Linked DNA regions of Homo sapiens: region 1 is linked to region 2. Evidence: chromatin contacts called from ENCODE Hi-C data. All regions are on one chromosome and are shown on one strand. Each heading gives the region's core, a stretch centred on a gene start or an enhancer-like site at or near the end of the contact. The rest is flanking DNA. Distances are from core to core; before and after follow the strand shown.

The links. Hi-C counts contacts between places; a loop is a spot of excess contacts on that map. Pooled maps may share reads with other maps.
Region 1: a pooled map shows a loop between it and region 2 (23-fold over the local background). The contact joins two enhancer-like sites. A Hi-C loop is called at or near these places in 3 of 37 single-sample maps with no recorded cell type and 7 of 50 pooled maps.

What each region holds. Positions count from the first base shown.
Region 1 is chr12:89,754,200-89,759,322 of GRCh38, forward strand. All of the region lies in intron 2 of LOC107984543 (a long non-coding RNA gene), which reads left to right. Among named protein-coding and RNA genes, the nearest start is that of ATP2B1-AS1, 48 kb to the left of the region's middle. Within about 2 kb of position 2,657, at least 7 of the 41 ENCODE cell types and tissues checked have a DNase peak (open chromatin) inside an H3K27ac peak, as active enhancers do.
Region 2 is chr12:88,297,325-88,302,209 of GRCh38, forward strand. No RefSeq gene overlaps it. Among named protein-coding and RNA genes, the nearest start is that of TMTC3, 160 kb to the left of the region's middle. Within about 2 kb of position 1,472, at least 5 of the 41 ENCODE cell types and tissues checked have a DNase peak (open chromatin) inside an H3K27ac peak, as active enhancers do.

The sequences.
Region 1 (5,123 bases), core at 1,407-3,906, 1.5 Mb after region 2:
CAATATGTTAAGTGAAATAAGCCAGGCACAGAAAGACAAACACCACATACTCTCATTCATTTTTGAAATCTAAAAAGTTGTTCTCGTTGAAGTGGAGAGGAGAATAGTAGTTACCAGAGGATGGGGAGGGTAGGAAGGAGAGAGAGATGATGAGAGTGATGGTCAACGTGTACACATTTACAGTTAGATAGGAGGAATAAGTTCTCATGTTCTTTTGCATACTAGACTGGAGATGACAATAAAATAGCTAAAAGAGAGGTTTTTGAACATTCTTATCACAAAGAAGTGATAAATGTTAAAAGTGATGGCCATGTTAATTACCCTGATTTGGTCATTACACAATGCATACATGTGCAATCAAAATATTACATTGTATCCCATAAATATATATAATTAGTATGCATCAATTAAAATTTATGCATAATTAGTATGCATCAATTAAAATTTATGCATAATTACTATGCATAAATTAAAACTTTTAAAAAAAACTAGTTTTTTATACTATTGAAAACATAGTTCTATGCATTTTCTAAAATGCCACCTATGCCCTTCCTATTCAGAGCCTCTTGGCTTTAACACATACTGGCCAACTTGGGACCACAGAGGAGGAGCTAAAACATGAGGGATTGGTTTAGGAGGTAAGGGGAGACCCAACATTCATGGCTCTGGGCTTCGGTCATTTGTTCTCTTGTTGGACTTTTTAAAAATAATTTCAACTTTTATTTTAAATTCAGGGTGTTTATGCGCAGGTTTATTACATGGGTATATTGCATGATGCTGAGGTTTGAGGTATGATTGATCCCATCATCTAGGTACTGTACATAGTTCCCAATAGTTAGTTTTTCAAAATTTATCCCCCTCCCTCTCTAGTGGTCCTCAGTGTCTAATAGTAAACATTTGCTACGTCTAAGATTACATGTTAATGATACCGGAGATTACACATGTGCAAGAGGCATAGCTAATGCTTCAAACAGTATAGAGATGGGAATAATTTATATAAAACAGAGAATCTGGGATAAAATCTATGTACTTATATTATAAATTTGGGATTTTTCCCTAAGGAGATGATATTTGAAGTTTTACAAGAGGCATTCATTCATTTAGTCATCAAAAATTTGTTAAGCACCTATGTAATAAACACTTCTAGGTGCTATAATAATAAAATATGAGTGAATGGCAATGGGGAGTTATTTGTTAATGACTCTAGAGTTTCAGTTTTATAAGATAAAGAGTTCTGGAGATGGATGGTGATGGTGGTTGCACAACAATATAACTGTTGGCTTTTTTTTGTTTGTTTTGTTTTTGAGATGGAGTCTCACTCTGTTGCCCAGGCTGGAGTGCAGTGGCGTGATCTCGATCTCGGCTCACTGCAACCTCTGCCTCCTGGGTTCAAGCGATTCTTGTACCCTAGCCTCCTGAGTAGCTGTGATTACAGGCACCTGCCACCACACCTGGCTCTTTTTTTTTTTTTTTTTGTATTTTTAGTAGAGATGGGGTTTCACCATGTTAGCAGGCTGGTTTCAATCTCCTGACCTCAAGTGATCCTCCTACCTCGGCCTCCCAAAGTGCTAGGATTACAGGCATGAGCCACCGCACCCAGCCATAACTGTTCTTAATACCATTGAACTGTACATTAAAAATAGTTAAGATAGTATATCTTATATTATGTATATTTAAGCACAATAAAAATTGAAAACAAAACAATAACAAAATAGATAAATGAATAAATAATTTAAAAAAACATGAGGAAACAAAAAAAGACCTTTGCCCTCTATGGAGCTCATAATCTAGCACGGGGCAATAGACACTACATATTATATTATTTATACATTAGAAGGTCATAAGTGCTAGAGGAAAGGTAGGGGGATTAGGCATCTCTAGGTTAGTTGCTGTTTTAAAAAGAATTGTCAGAGTAGGCCTCTTACTCTTTGATCAAAGACATGGAGATGATGGAATTAGCTACATAAATATCTGGGTTCCAAAGCAGTGAGAACATCCAGTGCAAAAATCCTTAGGTAGGAGCATGCCTGGCACGTTCTAGGGATGTCAAGGAGGCCAGTGTGGCTGGGACAGGGTGGGGGCAGAGAGAGATAGGTAGGAGTTGAGGTTACAGTGGTAAAGGGAAGTCAGATCATATGGGTTCTTGAGATCGTTGGAAGGACTTTGGTTTCTACTCTGAGAGAAATGGGAACCATTGCAAAGTTTTAAAAAGGAGAACGGATGATGTGACATATTTTAAAAGGATAATTATTTACAGAGAGAATAGACTCAAGTGAAGAAGCAGGGTACCTGCTTAGGAGGCTGTTGTATTAGTCTTTGGGTGAAAGATGGTGGTGGCTTGGACTAGAGCAGTAGCAGTATTCGTGGTGGGAAATGGTCAGATTTTTACATATTTTAAAGGTAGCGCCAACAGAATTTCCTAAAGGATTAGAGGTAGGGTGGAAAAAAGAAAAGTCAAGGATGACTCTAAAGTTTTTGACTTGAGCACCTGGACTGTTGGAATGACATCATGGGAGAGGCTTTGAGTGAGCAGTTTTTTTAGGGGGAAGATCAGGAGTTCAGTTTTGAACACATTGAGTAAACTCTGTTATTACAATTTGGTTTTTTAAGTTGCACAAGTGAGGGCCATGGAAAATATGAGTCAACGGTATAGTATCTTTCACATAGTATTGGCTCAGAGTAGGCGTGTCCTTTAGATGTGGAAGAAAAAAGAGGATGTAAGATTGTAAGAGCTCTGTTGCTGACTCATGTTTTTCATGACTGTCACTTGTGCAACTTAAGAAAATTAACTGTAATCATAACAGCTAACAATATTGAGCTGTTACTATGAACAAATAGATGACATGTTAACTTATGCTAATGTGTGTAATTGAAGGAAATGTTAAATTGCAGTTAGAGGGTAGTGAGATTCCCATCCAAGTTCATGGAATCTGTCTTCTGTCCTTGGACTCCAGATTGAGAACCCTGCAGTGATTTTTAGTTTACAAATACCCCTGGGCCTAGATTGTTATCCTCACAGCAGTCTTAAGGAATAGGTCAGTGAGGTTATCCCTTTCATACTCGGAAGTCGGGAGTGGCTTGCCCAAGATAAAAACATGAATTCAACTTCCAGGTTCTCTGACTTCAATGCCAACAATTTCTCAATATTCCCTGCCACCCAACTTTCACTGATCATTTAAAAACTTACAAAAATGTTAGAATAGTACAGTACAATGAACACAGCATACTTTTAACCTATTTCACTAACTGATTATTGTGCCACATTTGATTTATGTCCTTACAAACACACACATACACATACACACAAACACACACGGGAGTTTTTTAGTGACTTTTTAAAAAGTAAATTGCAGGAATTCTGTCACATCCAAGTATGTTTAACCTGCATCCCTTAAGAATAAGAGCATTCTAGAGAACCCATAAATAAAGTCACACACCTACAACCATCTGATCTTGGACAAAACTGTCCAAAATAAGCAATGAGGAAAGGACTTCCTATTCAATAAATGGTGCTGGGATAGCTAGCTAGCAATATGCAAAGGAATAAAACTGGATACCTACCTTTCACCATATACAAAAATTAATTCAAGGTTGATTAAAGCTTTAAATGTAAGACCTCAAACTATTAGAATCCTAGAAGAAAACATAGGAAACACTATTCTGGCCACTGACCTTGGGAAAAAATTTATGATTAAGCAATTGCAGCATAAACAAAAATGGACAAATGAGACCTAATTAAACTAAAGAGTTTCTGTACAGCAAAACAAAAACAAAATAAAAACTATAAACAGAGTAAACAGACAACTCACAGAATGAGAGAAAATATTTGCAAACTCTGCATCCAACAAAGGTCTAATATCTAGTATCTATAAGAAATTTAAATAACTCAGTAAGCCAAAAACAAATAACCACATTAAAAAGGGGTCAAAAGACAGAATGGACGCTTCCCAAAAGAAGACACACAATTGGTCAACAAACATGAAAAAGTGCTCCACATCATTAATCAGAAGAAATGTAAACCAAAACCACAATGAGATATCATCTCACACTAGTCAGAATGGCTATTATTAAAAAGTCAAAAAACAATAGATGCCAGTGAGGCTGCAGAGAAAAGAGAACACTTATACACTGTTGGTGGGAATGTAAATTAGTTCAGCCACTGTAGAAAGGAGTTTGGAGATTTCTCAAAGAACTTAAAAAAGAACTACCACTTGACCCAGCAATCCTATTACTGGGTATATATCCAAAAGAAAATAAATTGTTCTACCAAAAATACACATGGAGTTGTATGTTTATCATAGCACTATTTATAATAGCAAAGTCATAGAATCAACCTAGGTGCCCATCAGTGGTGGACTGGATAAAACACTATGTGTGTGTGTGTGTGTGTGTATATATATATGTATATATATGTATATATAAATACGTATATGTGTATATATATATGTATATATATGTATATATAAATACGTATATATGTATATATGTATATAGAAATACGTATGTATGTGTGTGTATATATGAATATGTGTGTGTGTGTGTATATATATATATATATATATTTTCAAGATGAAGCCTCGTACTGTTACCCGGGCTGGAGTGCAGTGGCACAATCTTGGCTCACTGCAACCTCTGCCTCCTGGGTTCAAGAGATTCTCCTGCCTCAGCCTCCCAAGTAGCTAGGATTACAGATGCCCGTCACCACACCCAGCTAATTTTTTGTATTTTTAGTAGAGATGGGATTTCACCATGTTGGCCAGGCTGGTCTCGAACTCCTTACGTCGTGATTTGCCCACCTTGGCTCCCAAAGTGCTGGGATTACAGGCATGAGCCACCACACCCAGCCAGAAAATATTACATATATATATGTACATATATATACACACACACACACATACACACACACGTATATATGTATATATGCCATATATGTATACCCACACATACCATGGAATACTATGCAACCACAAAAATAACTAAATCATGTCCTTTATAGCAATATGGATGCAGCTACAGGCCATTATCCTAAACAAATTCATGCAGAAACAGAAAACCATAAATGAGAAAGCCTATTCTCATTTATAAGTGCGAGCTAAACATTGGGTCCACATGGACATAAAGAT
Region 2 (4,885 bases), core at 222-2,721:
TTTTTTTTTGAGACAGAGTCTCACTCTGTCGTCCAGGCTGGAGTGCAGTGGCGCGATTTTGGCTCACTGCTACCTCCGCCTCCCGGGTTCAAGCAGTTCTCCTGCCTCAGCCTCCCGAGTAGCTGGAATTATAGGCGCGTGCCACCATACCCGGCTAATTTTTGTATTTTTAGTAGAGATGGGGTTTCACCATGTTGATCAGGCTGGTCTCAAACTCCTGCCTCATGATCCGCCTGCCTCGGACTTCCAAAGTGCTGGGATTACAGGCGTGAGCCACTGCGCCTGGTGACTATCTGCCAATTCTTAAGTAAAACATATCTTTTTGACTTTTACATATCCAAATGGGATATTTTGAGTTGGCCTTCCAGTGTCTGTTCATTTTCTTTTTCTATGTTTATTTCTCAGCTATACCACCCATCCCATACAGCTTTCATTTTGGGTATCCATATCAGAGTATAGATGCTCCTTGACTTATGTTGCGGTTATGTCCTGATAAACTCATTGCAAGTTGAAAATATATAAGATGAAAATGCATCGAATACACCTAACCTAGCAAACATCATAATTTAGCCTACCCTACCTTAAATGTGTTCAGAACACTTATATTGGCCTACATTTGGGCAAAATCATATAACATCAAGCCTATTTTCTAATAAAGTGTTGAATATCTCCTGTAATTTATTGAATAGTTCACTGAAAGTGAAAAACAGAATGGTTGTATAAGTATTGGAAGTCTAGTTTCTCCTGAATGTGTATTGCTTTTGAACCACCATAAAGTAAAAAAAAAAAAAATCATTTAATTCAGGGACTGTCTGTAGTTCATTAAGAAGGTTAATGTATCTAAATACAGTCTATCCAGGCTTATCTTCATGGGACTTGGTTATCTTTGTTTTTCATATGAAGAGGTATAATTGGCCAGTTTCCTGTAAAGCTGAAAAAGCCCAGTATCTCTTGAAATAAAATACTTTGCTTTTGTACAGTGTAAGTTGATTAAATTGTTGCCTTTTTTCCCTATGTATCTTTCTTATAAACTTGCTTTGTTAAAAATGTTAATTTTTTCACATTTTCCTTGTATTTTTCATTTTGAGTTTCTTTTACAAGGCTTCTCTTTATTGACAGTATATTTACTTAACTCTTTTTGTTGATCAGCACAAGTCATTTTGGGAAGCTGCCCATTATAGAGGGCAGCTAAGCACACTCTTCAAATTAATACAAAAATCTGTGGCCAAGTGAATATTTGATGTAAATGTGAAATTCTTCATGCTTGCCAATGAAAATCTGTCTTTTTAATCAAACTACTTTTCTTCTTGGTTAATAGAATCATAATAGTAAACTCCTTTCATTTTTTTTCTCAGTCTCCTCGATTTGAATGTTGTTACCTTATTATTCTTTATCTCATGATTTTCTTTTGTTTCTTAAATGTCAGAATATACCTGTAATTCCAGTTCCCTGGTGTGGCTGGCAGCCTCTAACAGAACTCTCAATGATTTCTGTTTCCTGGAGTTCCCCTCCTTTTGAGTGTGGGTTGAATTTAGTGACTCACTTCTAATGAATAGAATGTGGCAGAAGTAAGTGATGAGATGTCACTTACAAGATTAGGATAAAAAGACATTGTGGCTTCTGTCCTGGCACCCTCTTGCTCTCTCACTTGCTCACTCTAAGAAAAGCCAACTAGCATGGAGATTTTTTTCATAGCTTCCCTAAGAAGATAATCATTTAACAAGGGACAGGCGAGGCTTCTAGCCAACAGCCAGTAAAGAGCTGAGGTCATCAGTTCAATACCCCATGAGAAACTGAATCCTATCAACAACCATGTGAGGGAGCTAGGAAATATTTCCCCTCTCAGCTGAGCCTTCAAATGCGACCATAGTGTCAGTTGACACCATCGCTACAACCTCATGTAAGCGTACTTGCATTCCTGATCCACAGAGTGAGATAATAAATGGAATGAGATAATAAATGTGTGAGTTTTTTGAGACAATTCTGAAATAAAATATTATGAATCAATAGATAACTAAAACACTTTGCCACATATATTTTCTGATATTCATGTATAAGGGAAGTTTTACAAGTATATTACTATGATCATTTCACCTTACAAATGGGAAAGATTTGAAAATTACAAGATGTTGGAATGTAAGTTCAGAAGATACCATTTTGAGTAAAAGATATAGATATGATTGTGCATTGTCCAGCAAGTAATTGCTGAAAATTTCTAATTCCTAATGAAAACATTGAACCAACAAGATGTAGACTTCCTGCACCTAATGAGCTAAATATGGAAATGCATGAGTCAATGGGAAATCAGCTCTCACTTCTTATGAAGTAACCCTGAGAAATGTGAAGCAAAGAAAATATGATGGCTGTTTCTATCAACACGAGCTTAAAGAGGGTGGAAAGAACTCTAATACTGAAACCTAGTCATAGGTCAAGGCTGCAGAATTCGCCCCATTTCCATTTTGCTGATTCATATCAGTCAGATATGACTATGCCACTTGATTTTGTCATAGAGCAAACCCAACAGTGGTTAAGCCACGTTCCAAGAATAATTTAACACTATCTCCTTCTACCCCCACAAACACATGCACTGACCACGTGGTCATCCCCCTGCAGTAATATGTACTGGAGCAATGACTCAGCTCACAGTTCTACCCTATAGCTATGTTTGTGCCACTACCACCTCCTGCCTCAAAGAAACTCTTGCCAGGGTGATTTACCAAGGATAAAGATGTCTAATTTAAGTTGGACCAACCCAATTCTCTTTCTTGGAAATTTGAAACTAGAAGAGAGCCACATGGAGAATGAAGGTAATTGAAGCTAGGATAGCTAATATTGATACTTCAGAGAACATCCAAGAGCTTCTTTCTGATGCCAAAGACCCAGAACAGCCTTTGTCCCTAGCCTTTGTCAAAGTAGAATGATGGCTCCAAGCCTTTCACTTCTTAGTAATGTGTTGTCTTAGTAATCTAATCTTAGTAAGTGTTATCTTAGTAATCTAATCAATGTAACTTTCTTACATTAGAGTAATTTTTGGTTGTTTAACAGGTAGGCCAGACCTACTATTATTTATCCCCTACGTCCGTATCAAATAGGCTTCTGCTTGAAGATCTTGGCTGACACAAGACTCTAATTTAGTTTTCCCACACAGATAAGGTAATAAAATAAAGACAAATGAATTGATTTTATTGTTAAATGAGTCATGAATTTTGATGAGCTTGGATCTTGACAACAAGTATAGAATTTAAGATGTGGAAAAATATTCTTGGAAGGCAAGGTCATCAGATCCGGAGTCCATTCTAAATCCCAGTGGAACTCTGTGACTGCTTAATGCATAAGACACAGTTGGGTTCAGATCTTTATAATGTTCCACACTGACTTCCTGACTGTCTCAAGTAGCTATTTCACGGTCTCTTAAGAGGTAACCTGTATCACCAATTTTTTATTAAACCTGTGGATTTTGCATCAGAAAAGTTATTCTGATTAATTTGGGGCCATTTAGAAGAGCAAAACAGTATTTTAGTAAAATGTTACCTTCAACAAGTATGTTATTGTAATTTAGTCATTGGGAAGATTAATTCGTCTTCTTTAGAAAATATTGCAGCCTAACACAATGATTAAAAGCATGAGATTTAGTAATTTCAAACCTTAACTCTCCCAGAGTTTGGCTGCTCCTTCATTTTAGAGGGATTAGTTCAGGTCATCCTGGCAGGTTCCCATATCAGTGTTGTGCTCTTAGGTTCATAGTTTTGTTTTATGGATAAATATTTACTTATGTCTGTTTGGCTAACTTTGCTTTGTGGCTGAGCAGTTGTTTCTTACTAGTTGTGAAACTAGATTGGGTTAAATTAAAATGACATGGCCATTTCATTTCTCCTTCCACTTTTGCCATTATGTGGGAGGGGAAACAACTCCAGGCATTTATTCAACAAATATTTATTCAGCCTTTACTATGTACCAGAAACTGGGGATAAAGTTGTTAACAAAAACATTATGGTTCCTGACCTCACCGAGCTGATGGTCTAAGAAATCCAAAATGGTGACCCACATTACTCCTGAAACTCATTCAAATTGCAAAAGATCCTATCTCCAAGTAAAGAATTTTTAGGAGTATTCCTTACTTTCTTCCCAAACAGCATCTTACTCTTAATTAGGGAAGCTATATGCCAAAGCTGAGCCCCTTCCTTTTATTTTGAGGAAGTATTATTGTAATTGGTAAATATGTTTCAGATTCTTTAGTAAGGGATTTTGGTGATTTACTAATTTACTTATGAATGAAGATTCCTTTATTATTTTCTGTTGCTCTTATTATTTTGTTTAGTGTGCTATGTAAACATGCAGTCATATCATAATCTTTCCTAGAAGTCTAATTTGATTCAAGTTTGCACATTTAAAAAGCCAATGACAAACTCTACCCCCTAATCTTTGTCATCTATATAGGTCTTATTTCAACTGTTGTTCAGGAATGATCCAAACAAATTCAGAAGCAGATTTAAATGTTATAGGTAAGCTTATTTTTTTAAATCAAACTTAAAAAAATTGAAATGTCCTCATGGGTTTTACACCCAAATACATAATAAACATATGTTTTTAAAATATTAGATAATGACAAAAATAAACAATTTTAAAATACTATTGTTAATCCTATCATACAAAAATGACCAGTATTAACACTCTGATGTATATTTCTGAAATTTTTAATAGACATACACACACATAAAGACATATACATTCTTGCTCTCTCCTTTTAATTTAAATAATTAAAAGTCTTTAATACTGTAAAACTACTTTACAACTGCTTTAATCATAGAACTTCTAAACATATACATATACATAAACATATTTAGATTTCAAAAAGCATAGATTTACAGCATCATTTTAATGGCGC